2 separate regions of the Homo sapiens genome follow, and region 2 is linked to region 1. A link is a contact called in ENCODE Hi-C data. All regions are on one chromosome and are shown on one strand. Each heading gives the region's core, a stretch centred on a gene start or an enhancer-like site at or near the end of the contact. The rest is flanking DNA. Distances are from core to core; before and after follow the strand shown.

Region 1 (5,195 bases), core at 2,488-4,987:
GAGTAAGAAGGTGATCGATTTTGTCAGCAGTGAAACTGCTTTTTTGACAATTTCTGCCTAATCTGCCTTAGACTTCTAATATAGAAACCACCATATCTTCTGGGTTATTTTACAAATTTAATGCTCAGGTGGACTTGCATTTTAAATAGTTATAAGCCTGATGAAGGATTCCCAGGCACTGTGGGCACAGCACTCAGGGACTTCCCACTAGTCAGAAGTACTTGGGGAGACACCAAAGCTACAATGAGATCAAAGATGCCTCATGTGGAAATCTCCCTGTGACTTCACTGATTCATGAGACAATGCTAAAACTCTTCAGTGGAACTTATGAAATGAAAAGAATTTTGCAGGAAGCATACATGAAGAATAATCTAGATGCAGAGCTTAGGGCACATTGAATATAAGAATACACGTTGAAAAAGTGTCTTGTGATATAAGATGACTTTTTTCCTGAAATTTTTTTAAATGTTTTTTACCCTATGTCTGTGTATCTGAAGATTTTTATGAAACAATTAGTTATCAGATAAAATCATTTTTCTAGATATCACCTCTAAAGGCATTATCAAACTAACACTATATGGCCCATTGGAAATGTGACAAACACCTGCTTGTTTTTATAGATTTTTAGATTTTCTAATATAAGTATCTATATGTACAAATCTGAAGATTCTGTGTGGAAACTTCTACATATGAGGACTTGGAAAAATTTATTTGAGTAATTCTTCTTTTAGTTCAGTAATGTGCTCATGCTGTCCAGTTTTTTGAAACCAAATCAAGGAGTTATCTAAAAGCCCAAAACAGGAGGCTAGGTGCAGTGGCTCATTCCTATAATCCCAGCACTTGCGGAGGCTGAAGTGGAAAGATCACTTAAGCCTGGGAGTTCAAAACTAGCCTAGGTAACAGAGTGAGATTCCCATCTCTATAAAAAAAAAATAAAAAATTAGCTGGGTGTGGTCGCATATGCCTATAGTCTCAGCTACTCCAGAGGCTGAAGTGGGAGGATCCCTTGAGGCCAGGAGGTTGAGGCTGTAGTGAGCTGTGATCATACCACTGCACTGGGTGACAGAGTGGGACCCCAGAACAAAGTTTATATTCTCCTACAATATTTACTAAGCATCTACCATGTGCCGATCACTCTTCTAAATATTTTATTCACATTGTTTCATTTAATCCGGAAATTGCAAAAACAGCAATTACTTTTGCACCAACCTAATACATCAACTAGTCTGTATTAGCCCCATTTTATAGATGAGGAAACTCATGGAGAGGTAAAGTAAATTGCCCACATTATAACACAGACAACCTAACTTGCAAGCCTATCCTTGTAACCACTTGGCATCTGTGGGTGTTGACCCACCTTCTAAAGTTCTTGAGTGGAAGAATAGTTCATGATGTACTCCCTTCATCTTTCCTACCCTCAGCCTTCCTCCTTTCCCCAGGACCATCAGGCTTGCTGATGGGATTGCTCTTTGAGAATGAGGGGATAAATCTCATAACATTATATCAACAAACTAGATACCACCTTGGAATGTTTAAAATGTATTACAACATAGCTTTGTACTCAAATGGATTTTCTTAGGGTCCCTCTATGTTTCTTCACTCTCAGTCATTGACACTATTATACTATTTCAGTAGAAATAAGAAAGTGTGAATTTAATATAAACTGGCTCACAGGAGGAGGAGGAAGATGAGGAAGAGTAGGAGTAGCAGCAGAAGAAGGGAAAGAGGAAGAAGGAAGAAAAGAGGGAGGAGGAGGAGGAGAAAGAGGAGGAGGGGTGAGAAATCTATTTTAGTGTTTATACTGGAGAAAAAGCCCCAGTGAACCCTGGAAATTTACAGGATTCTAAGGATATTTCCACAGTTCTAAGATAGAGATGCTCCCTTAGGTGCCTGGGAGTAAGGGTCATGTATCATGGTAAATTTCATAAGTATTTGTTTGCAATTCCATAACTATAACAAGTTAATAGTCATCTTCATCTTTTGACATAAACAAAATTCATTTTTCATTGTTTCTGTATTCTTTTACAAGTAAATATAATGGTAGTGATGACAAGGAGGATGTAGGCCAAGTACAACCTCTTTCTTTAAAGTTTTCATGGATCTCTGCTAGTAATAATATATTAATATTTATAAAGCAGATTCTGTCTTTAAAAAAAGCCATAATTTTATTTGAAAAAATAACTTCTCATTTAACATTCAAATGAATACCAAGAGTGCTCACAAAGGCCTCAACTGACTTTAATGAGAACAGAAGTTTTTAATGTCATATAAAATAAATGACAATAATCACAGAATAATTTTTACTATTAACATCCAGCGAAACTGGAGCAAACATAATGCCTTTGTGAAGAAACAAACATTTAAATCCCTTTTGTTATAATACACAAACTAAAATTTACTTATTTTGACAAAATACAAATGTGGCAATTGGTCAACTATTTTTTCCACTTGAGTTGATTACTGTAGCATCAACATAAAAAGCGAGAGAGCTTCCAACCAGAGCCTGGAGGTGAGCTGAGGCCCAGTGCAACCTACATCATTCCACTCCCTTTTTATGGATAGTGGAAAAACTAGGCACCAAATTCAGATTATTAATTTGAACAGATTAATTGATTCAAGGTATAATACAATGCTCCTTTTTAGAGTGAGATGTGACAGGGAAGAAATATTTGTTGTTGCAGGGAGCTATTTCTTTTTAGTAGTTGTTTTTCCCTGAAAAAAAAATTGTCACACTAATGGTAAACATAAATGTCCTCAGATGTTTACTGTGGGAAGGCTTGTACCTAATTTCCTAAAAATTATGATAAAAACTAGTACAAGGCATCAGCATTCATTACTGACAGAAAACTTTAAAAAAAAATCTGTTTTCTATCTCAAGGGCCTTGGACTTACAACCAAATTAAAATAACTTCTATCACTTTCACTTTCTAATATTCCCAATGAATGTAAAAAGTATACAAAAATAATCTAGGAACTGAGTCTCTTAAACAAAGATGTTATTAAATATATAGATACAAATTTTTTCACATCATAAAAAGCCTTGCTTGGATGCAAAGAGCCATCTCAAAAGCAGTATGCAAAAAATGAAAAATGTTGCACATCTTTTGTGATAATGAGCCAAGCAAAATAAAAATTCAGCTCCTCCATAGATACATTTTTTTTTAGCAGACAGAAAGGGAACATTGTCTTTATAGGAAATGTTTTTAGCAGAATACTATAGATTCTATAAAACCCATTAAAGGGTTATTGGTGTCCAGGACAACAAATGGCTTCTGGTAAGAAAATAAAGGGCTACTCTTTCTAAATACTAACATAACTACAAAGATTAAGACAAAATAAGTAAAGGAAAATATGTTCCCCTTAAAAATTGAATGTGAGTGGTCTGCAAGGTCCGAAGAAGGACACAATGAGCACTCTTGTTGTTTATCTTTCAGGCTGAGCCCAGTTGGGTACAATGAGGGGTGGCAGAAAGAGCACAGTCTTGCCTTGAAAGCTGGCCTGGACTCTAGTCAGTCCCTCCCTGCAATTTCCCAGGGCCACTTACTGACCCTTTCTCAGCCTCTGTTTTCATATCTAAAACCTAGAAATGATGAAAACCTACCTTGGAAGGCAGTAGAGAAAACTAGATGAGACCTCGGTAATGTTTCTAGTATGGTTCTGAGAATCTCTCCAATAAATTTTAGTTTCCGATATGTAGTTCGCTGGGTTAAATACAGAGAATGGTAACTAGTTGTAATGCTTTTAAAAATAGAGACTTATCTTTGTCAGTGGCTTTTTCAGGGCACTTCACTTGGATCTCATGCCAAGGCCTAGACAATCTTTGTTCTGTTCTCTTTATGACATCACCACCTCAACAGTTATATTTGTAGGCAATTGCTCTCATCCAAAACATATTATCTTCATCTTTGTTTCTGACTTTTTTTGATAGCTGGACTTCTCAATTATTTCTTCTTTCATTATGCAATGTGCTCCATGTTTTACTAGATTCCAAGCAGATGACAGTTGTTTTTTTATGCACCACGAAGGAAAGGTTGATTTCAGTGGTGATGGAAAACCAAATGGTTGTGGAATCTTTTATAAAATCCAAAGAAAATAAATAAAGAATAGAGGCAAGAGCACCACGTGTTGGGTAAAAGCCTGTGCTTTGAGATACACAGATCAAATTTTAAATGTGAACTCCCCTAACTACTAATGTGGTGACCAGGGCAAAGCCATTAGACCTCTGTACACCAAGGACCCCCGTAAAATATGGAAAATAGCCCCATCTCAATCTTACAAGAGCAGCTGTAAGGGTTAGACAAGATTGGGTACATAAAGTCCTTAGCATAAGACCTGACACATAATCTGCCTGTGGGAAATCATACCTATCATTATTATCACTCAGATTAAATATAAGATTTTTAAAAATTAGTACTTAATCTTGCATGTCTTATCTATGACATGGCAAAACTGCAAGCCAGGATGATGTCAACAAAGAAGCACTTTATTTTTCTCCAGTGACTAAAAAGCTTCTTTATGAGATTTTGTGCATCAAAATATTCTTTGTCTTTCATGATATTTCATAAATATTGAAAACAGAGATGGAGCAGGTAAACAGATGGCCATACACCTCAATTCTTCCCATCTCCCTGCCTTCAGACATTTACTAAGTCATCAGCATTTTTCTAGGCTGGGTATTGTTTGTGTACAGTGTGAAGAGGAAAGTACACCCGTTGGTTCTACCTCCAACATAGATGCCAAATCTCTCTTCTGCGTCTTTCATTCTTATTGCCACTCCCAGGATGAAGCCTTATCATAATTATCAGGACTATTGACTCCCTAACCAGTCTCCCCTCTTCCACTTTTGCCTGCCCTTCAACCTATTATCTCCCAGCAGCCAGAGCAATATACTAAAAATGTTTACCTGATTTGGATACTCCTATAGAGGCCCTTCAGGATAATATTCCAACCCCTCACTTTGCCCTGTGGACAGCTGTGTGACCACCCTCATATCTCACATAATTTCCCCAGGCATTTTTCTCCAGTCACATCAGCCTTCCCTGAGCCCCTCCCTCCAAAGGATCAAGCTATACCCACCTTAAGCCTGTTGTCTTCTCAGCCTAGAAGTTTCAGGCCCCTGGTCTAGAAATGCTGCTGCTTCTCATCCCAGAGCTCAGGTTTAAATGTTATCATTAAATGTTACCTCAGAGAGGCTC
Region 2 (5,200 bases), core at 1,957-4,456, 110 kb before region 1:
ATATTTAAGGAAAAATATTATATCAGTATTAGTGTGAGCGATATGCAGACACGAAGGCCACATATGAAGGAAGGCTGGGAAACAATGTCATAACCCACTGGACTTAAGCAACTTGGAAGTAAGCCAGGGTGGGCTGTTCCTCTCAGCAGGGAAGTTGCTTGCTCACAGGGCCGTCATGTTCTCACTTTCCTAAACCCTCCTTCTTTCCACACTAATTCCCTCCAGAGCTGCCAATGGGCATTTCGCTTTTTGCCAACAAAAGTCTCTAGCAACATGAGTCAGACAGAACTGCATGCAGCACCCTAAGCAGAAAATGTATTCCCCATTCTATTTCCTATTACTGATTATGCTCAGTCATGTTGTCCAGAATTAATGAATGTATTCATTTTATATTCATGTATACATTCATGAATGTATTCATGAATGCCAAGACCAGATCAACAACATAAAAATATTCTAAAGTTGAACAATATGAAACTCTTCTCATTTTTTAACCCTCCAGACTAAATTCCCTTGCAAATGAAAAGCCCATAGAAATTAAGGTCAAATTCCTTCATTCCCAATTCTATACAATTGGCTCATTCTCAGCCAGAGGGTCTTACACTGATCTCTGGGTTCCTATAAGTTCAGCTATAACCTGGGCCGTCTTTCATAGGAATGGTTACAGCTTCTTCAGTCTTTTCAAAATTAATTCAAATTTCTAAGTAATTCAGCTCTCCAAGGGGTAACTAATCACAAAAGAAACTGTGGCTCCACTATGTAAGTTATTACAAGCAAAATTATGGTCCCCAAATTAAGTGAATGGTGTAATCTTTTTTGACACGGTTGTCGCCACCCAAAGAGCATGGCAGATAACTTAATGGTACCTGTGTTGTAGACAGAAGGACCTGAAAACAGCTGGGTTTCTGTTCCAGGGAGGGCCAGCCAGCGGTGCCAGTGTCAAGAGTTCACAGGCTGTAAATCTATATACACTGAGCAGAAACTGCCCATCAACAATTATGCTTCCACATGTTTAGTGTGTGTGTGTGTATGTGTGTGTGTGGTGGTGGTGGTGGTAGGTGTAGTGGCAATGCTTCTGGCAAACTCCCCATGTATATTACCTACTTTCTCAGTGAATGACATTTGAGACATTATTCCTTCTTAGAAAATTTAGATGTTTTGATTTCTTCATGTCTTGCATTTCATGCTTTTAGCACTTCAGTGCAAGACTGTGATTAGTCTAGATTAAACCTCTATTCCCAAATATCTTCAGGTGCGTTCTCTCTAGGAGCGTGAAGTCTCTCCTTTGTGGAAACATGAGGAATGGAGTAGTGACCATCACTCTACTCCCTTAGCACTATTTTAACTTAATAATATATCATATTGTATTTATTCAGATAATAGTAATTGTCACCACTATTCCATATGCTTTTCATTCCTACCTGGGCAGGTCAGGTTGGTCCCAGCTGACCAATAGTTAACCATAGTCAAAATTAAAAAAAAAAAAAAAAGAAGTTAAAACTCAAGGATCACAGAAAGAGCCAGGGAGTCAAGCTTACTCTTCTCAAGAAATAAGAGAATGATGTCAAAGTTTAGCAAAGCTTTAAGGAGATTCTAGATCTGATGGACTGAAATAGTCAAAAGTTAGTATTCCAAAGAATTAGGCCCCTGTAAAGACAGAACACAGTAAATTGAAAGAAGACCCCAGAAACCCTGAACTTCAGGGCAGGTACTTTTTCTGTTGCCCTTTAATTTCTTCCTGTCTCAATTGGACCTAACCATGAGTATGAGGAGAGTGACTGCAGCTGGGGAAAGAAATAGTGCCAAGAGCTGCAGCTGCAGAAAGTTTTGTTTTCATTTTTTTAACTTTTATAGTGTAAAATTAATATGCTCATAAGTTAATAAAATCAAACAGTACAGAATGGTACCAAGTGAAGAGTAAATTATCCACCTGTCTTCATTCCCCCACTCCCCACGTCTAATCTAGCTCCTTATTTTCAAACATGTTTTGTTCTGTTAGTGGTTATCACCATACCTTTAAGCATATGTTAATATTACTATTTTTTTTGTTGTTGTTTTTCAACTTTAGGTCACATCTATTGAAAGATGAGAAACTTAGTTCGTATTTCTTTATCCATCTACTCCTGAGTTTTTCTAGTCATATTATTTTCTTCTGGTGGTTATCTTTATAATTTTAAAGAATATGTTCAAGCTCTATATTTTGTTACATCAATTTTAGTATGTTGATTCCTTGCTATAGAAGGTACAAGAATTTGTGTCTGACATTGCTGGCCACATCTCTCTGCTACCTTAACATTCAGACTTTTGTGTTTTTTCCATTATCAATTTTAATACTAGTTAGATTCTCTTTTATAGTTATTATTGTCTTCCAGTTTCGTTGATTTGTTGACTCTACAAATTGAAATAGCATTTTCATTATCCTGATTATTGAATTACCCCTTATTGATTGATCAAATAGCATGAGTCTACCTATTAAGGGGAGAAAATGTAATCTAGTTCATTAATACTGAACGATGAATGTTCCAAGTGACAAGATAGAAAAGGAGTCCATAAACTCAATCTTCAAGCCTTCTTATGAAATTATTCATTTAGCCTATATCTTTAATATCCAAGAAATTAAACATAAAACATAAACATTTTTTACTGTGCTTGATTCTAGCCACCCATTCATTTGCTTCTTAACTATGAAGATGTTAATATTTGTTGAAAGATCAATTTTTCTTCTGTTCTCTTAATTACCTACTTTCTTCAGGAGTCACCTAGTATATCTGCTCCACTTGGACGTTCTCATTTTTGCTGTTTATTTCTTCTAAATTTTGTGAGTTTTAAAAATCTATGTGAATGATGGAAAAAAGGTGATCAATACTGGTAGCATGGTTTTCTACTGTGATACTAGGACTTTCCCTTTAATAAAAAGACAGATGCCATGGCTTGTGTACACAGAAGCTAGGAGTATGATTTAGGGTACATTTACATATTTTGTTCATCATGTATTTTTTACAGTTATTTTGACTTTTAAAACTATTGCATTAAAATATTATTTATCTAATTTAGTTAGTTTGGGGGCTCACCCTCAAAATTTTGTGTTCCAGGCTTCGTTCTTCTCACTGTAGTACCTGCCTTGAGACAGGGCCTGAAAGAGTAACCATCATTTCCAGTTATGGTCAGCAGAGGGCAGCAAAGGGCAGTGGAGTACGTGCTTGCTCTCAGGGCCTGGGCATCCTTCACTTTGTGGAGGCAAAAATCAGGAACTGGGAAGTAGAGGTCCAGATGGCCAGAATTAGAAGCGAAACTACTCACAGTGGCAGTGACCCAGGATAGAGACCAGGCTAAGCAGGGAGTGAAAAGGTTTAGTCAAAAGGGAGCCACAATTCGCAGCCCGGTATCTGCCATAGAGATGTGAGCAAGTAGACCTCAGGAGGTGAATCATCACTTGAGTTCTTTCGCAGTCCTGACTGCGACTCCCAGCGTCTCTCAAGCCCGCGGTGTGGCTCCTTAAAGTCTCAGGCATCGACTATCAACTGTGGAAGAGAATGAAAACTTCCTGTCTGAGAGTTGGTAACATGCTGCCAAGTGCTTAGGGGTTCCAGAACCAGCCATTTTGGGGAGGAGAGATTGAGTGGAGTATGAGCACCGAATACAAACGCTGAAGGATGATGACGATATTCGCATGTACATGCCAGCTAAATAATTTAGGAGCCTGCCTAAATGCGATGTGCTTTAAAATATAGTCCTGCCCCCCGAGCCAACACACATCTGGGAGGAAACAATGTTTCGTTGTGGAAACACCATGTGACTTTGGAATCAGACACACTGGACTCTCTGAATTGTTCGGTATGTGGCTCTTGGTTACTTAACTGATGGAGCCTCAGTTTCTCCATCTGTAAAAATGAAAATTCTTATCTCATAAGGCTACTTCGAGGAAATGCAAATGATGTACATGAACTACCTGGCAAAGAGCTTGGCCACCTGTAGTTGCTCGATTGACTTTACTACCTTTTCTCTCTGCCTTCCCTTTGGTCATGGAAGAATATCTGTAATATTGCTTGCTATTTTGAAATGTAAAGTCTTCCCATAAGCATAATTGACATTAGCTGAGAGATTGCTATGTTGGGTACCATAGAAAGTTTTCTATGGTATTATTTAAAATTCATAACAACCCTATGAGGTAACTTATCATCATCTCTGTCTTGCAGATGAGGACATGGAGGCTTTAATAGTATAACTGGTTTTCCCAGTGTCACATAGGTAGTGAGTAATGATCAGGGGTTCAAAACCAGGTAGTAGTTTGATTCCAGAGCTCATGCTCTTAACAGTATACAACCTCCTTTTCTATACAGACATTTTATCATCGATTAAAAATTTTAAGAGAAAAAATAGAATTAAGAAAATAGAAAAGAAAGAGGGAGAAAGAGAGAGAGGGAGAAAGAGAGAGAAAGAGAGAAAGAGGAAATAGTGTAGTTTTGTCTTTGTGATGTGCTTAAATGTTGGTATTACTGGCATAGCATCACCTTGTACTATCTCTTCTATGTGATTTTTAGGGTGAAAATTCAGTTTAAAGAAATAAATGAGAGACTGCTATGGACTGAATTGTGTCCCCCTAAATTCATATATTGACGCCCTCACCTCTCTCTCTCCCTGCCATGTAAAAATATAGTTAAAAAGTGGCTGTCTACAAGCCAGAAAGAGAGCCCCTACCAGAAACTGAAAATGCCAGCACCTTGATCTTGGACTTTAAACCTCCTGTGAGAAATAATTTTTTTCTGTGAGAAATAAACTTTTGTTGTTTAAGTAACCCAGTCTATGGGATTTGGTTATGGTGGCTTGAGCTGACTGAGACACAGACTCTGTCACTGTTATTCTATTAAGAGCTCATCTATCAAATTAAAATAAATAACAAGAATAATTTTTATTGGCTTTTTTCTCATTTTTTTCTAGTTTTTTAAATTGTTTTTTACATAACATAAATTTGCCATCATATTATTTTAAGTGTACAATCAGTAGTATTAAATACATTCATAATGTTGGGCAACCATCACCACCATCCATCTCCATAACCTTTTTCATCTTGTAAAATGGAAATGCTATTACCATTAAACAATAACCCCTCATTCTCCCCTCCCTCCAGCCCCTGGTAACCACCATGCTTCTTTTTGTAATCATAATTTTGTCTGATAGATATAGCTGATTCATGTGTTGT

The links. A loop is a pair of places that touch in the nucleus more often than their neighbours do. Pooled maps may share reads with other maps.
Region 2: a map of aorta shows a loop between it and region 1 (2.1-fold over the local background). The contact joins the enhancer-like site here to the promoter of LINC02502 in region 1. A Hi-C loop is called at or near these places in 1 of 168 maps with a recorded cell type or tissue (aorta) and 3 of 50 pooled maps.

What each region holds. Positions count from the first base shown.
Region 1 is chr4:119,938,082-119,943,276 of GRCh38, reverse strand. It overlaps LINC02502 (long intergenic non-protein coding RNA 2502), which reads right to left and starts at 3,737. Exons shown (of 2, transcript NR_121639.1): 1 at 3,602-3,737.
Region 2 is chr4:120,048,042-120,053,241 of GRCh38, reverse strand. No RefSeq gene overlaps it. Among named protein-coding and RNA genes, the nearest start is that of MAD2L1, 16 kb to the left of the region's middle. RefSeq lists an enhancer at 3,164-3,543. Within about 2 kb of position 3,206, at least 13 of the 41 ENCODE cell types and tissues checked have a DNase peak (open chromatin) inside an H3K27ac peak, as active enhancers do.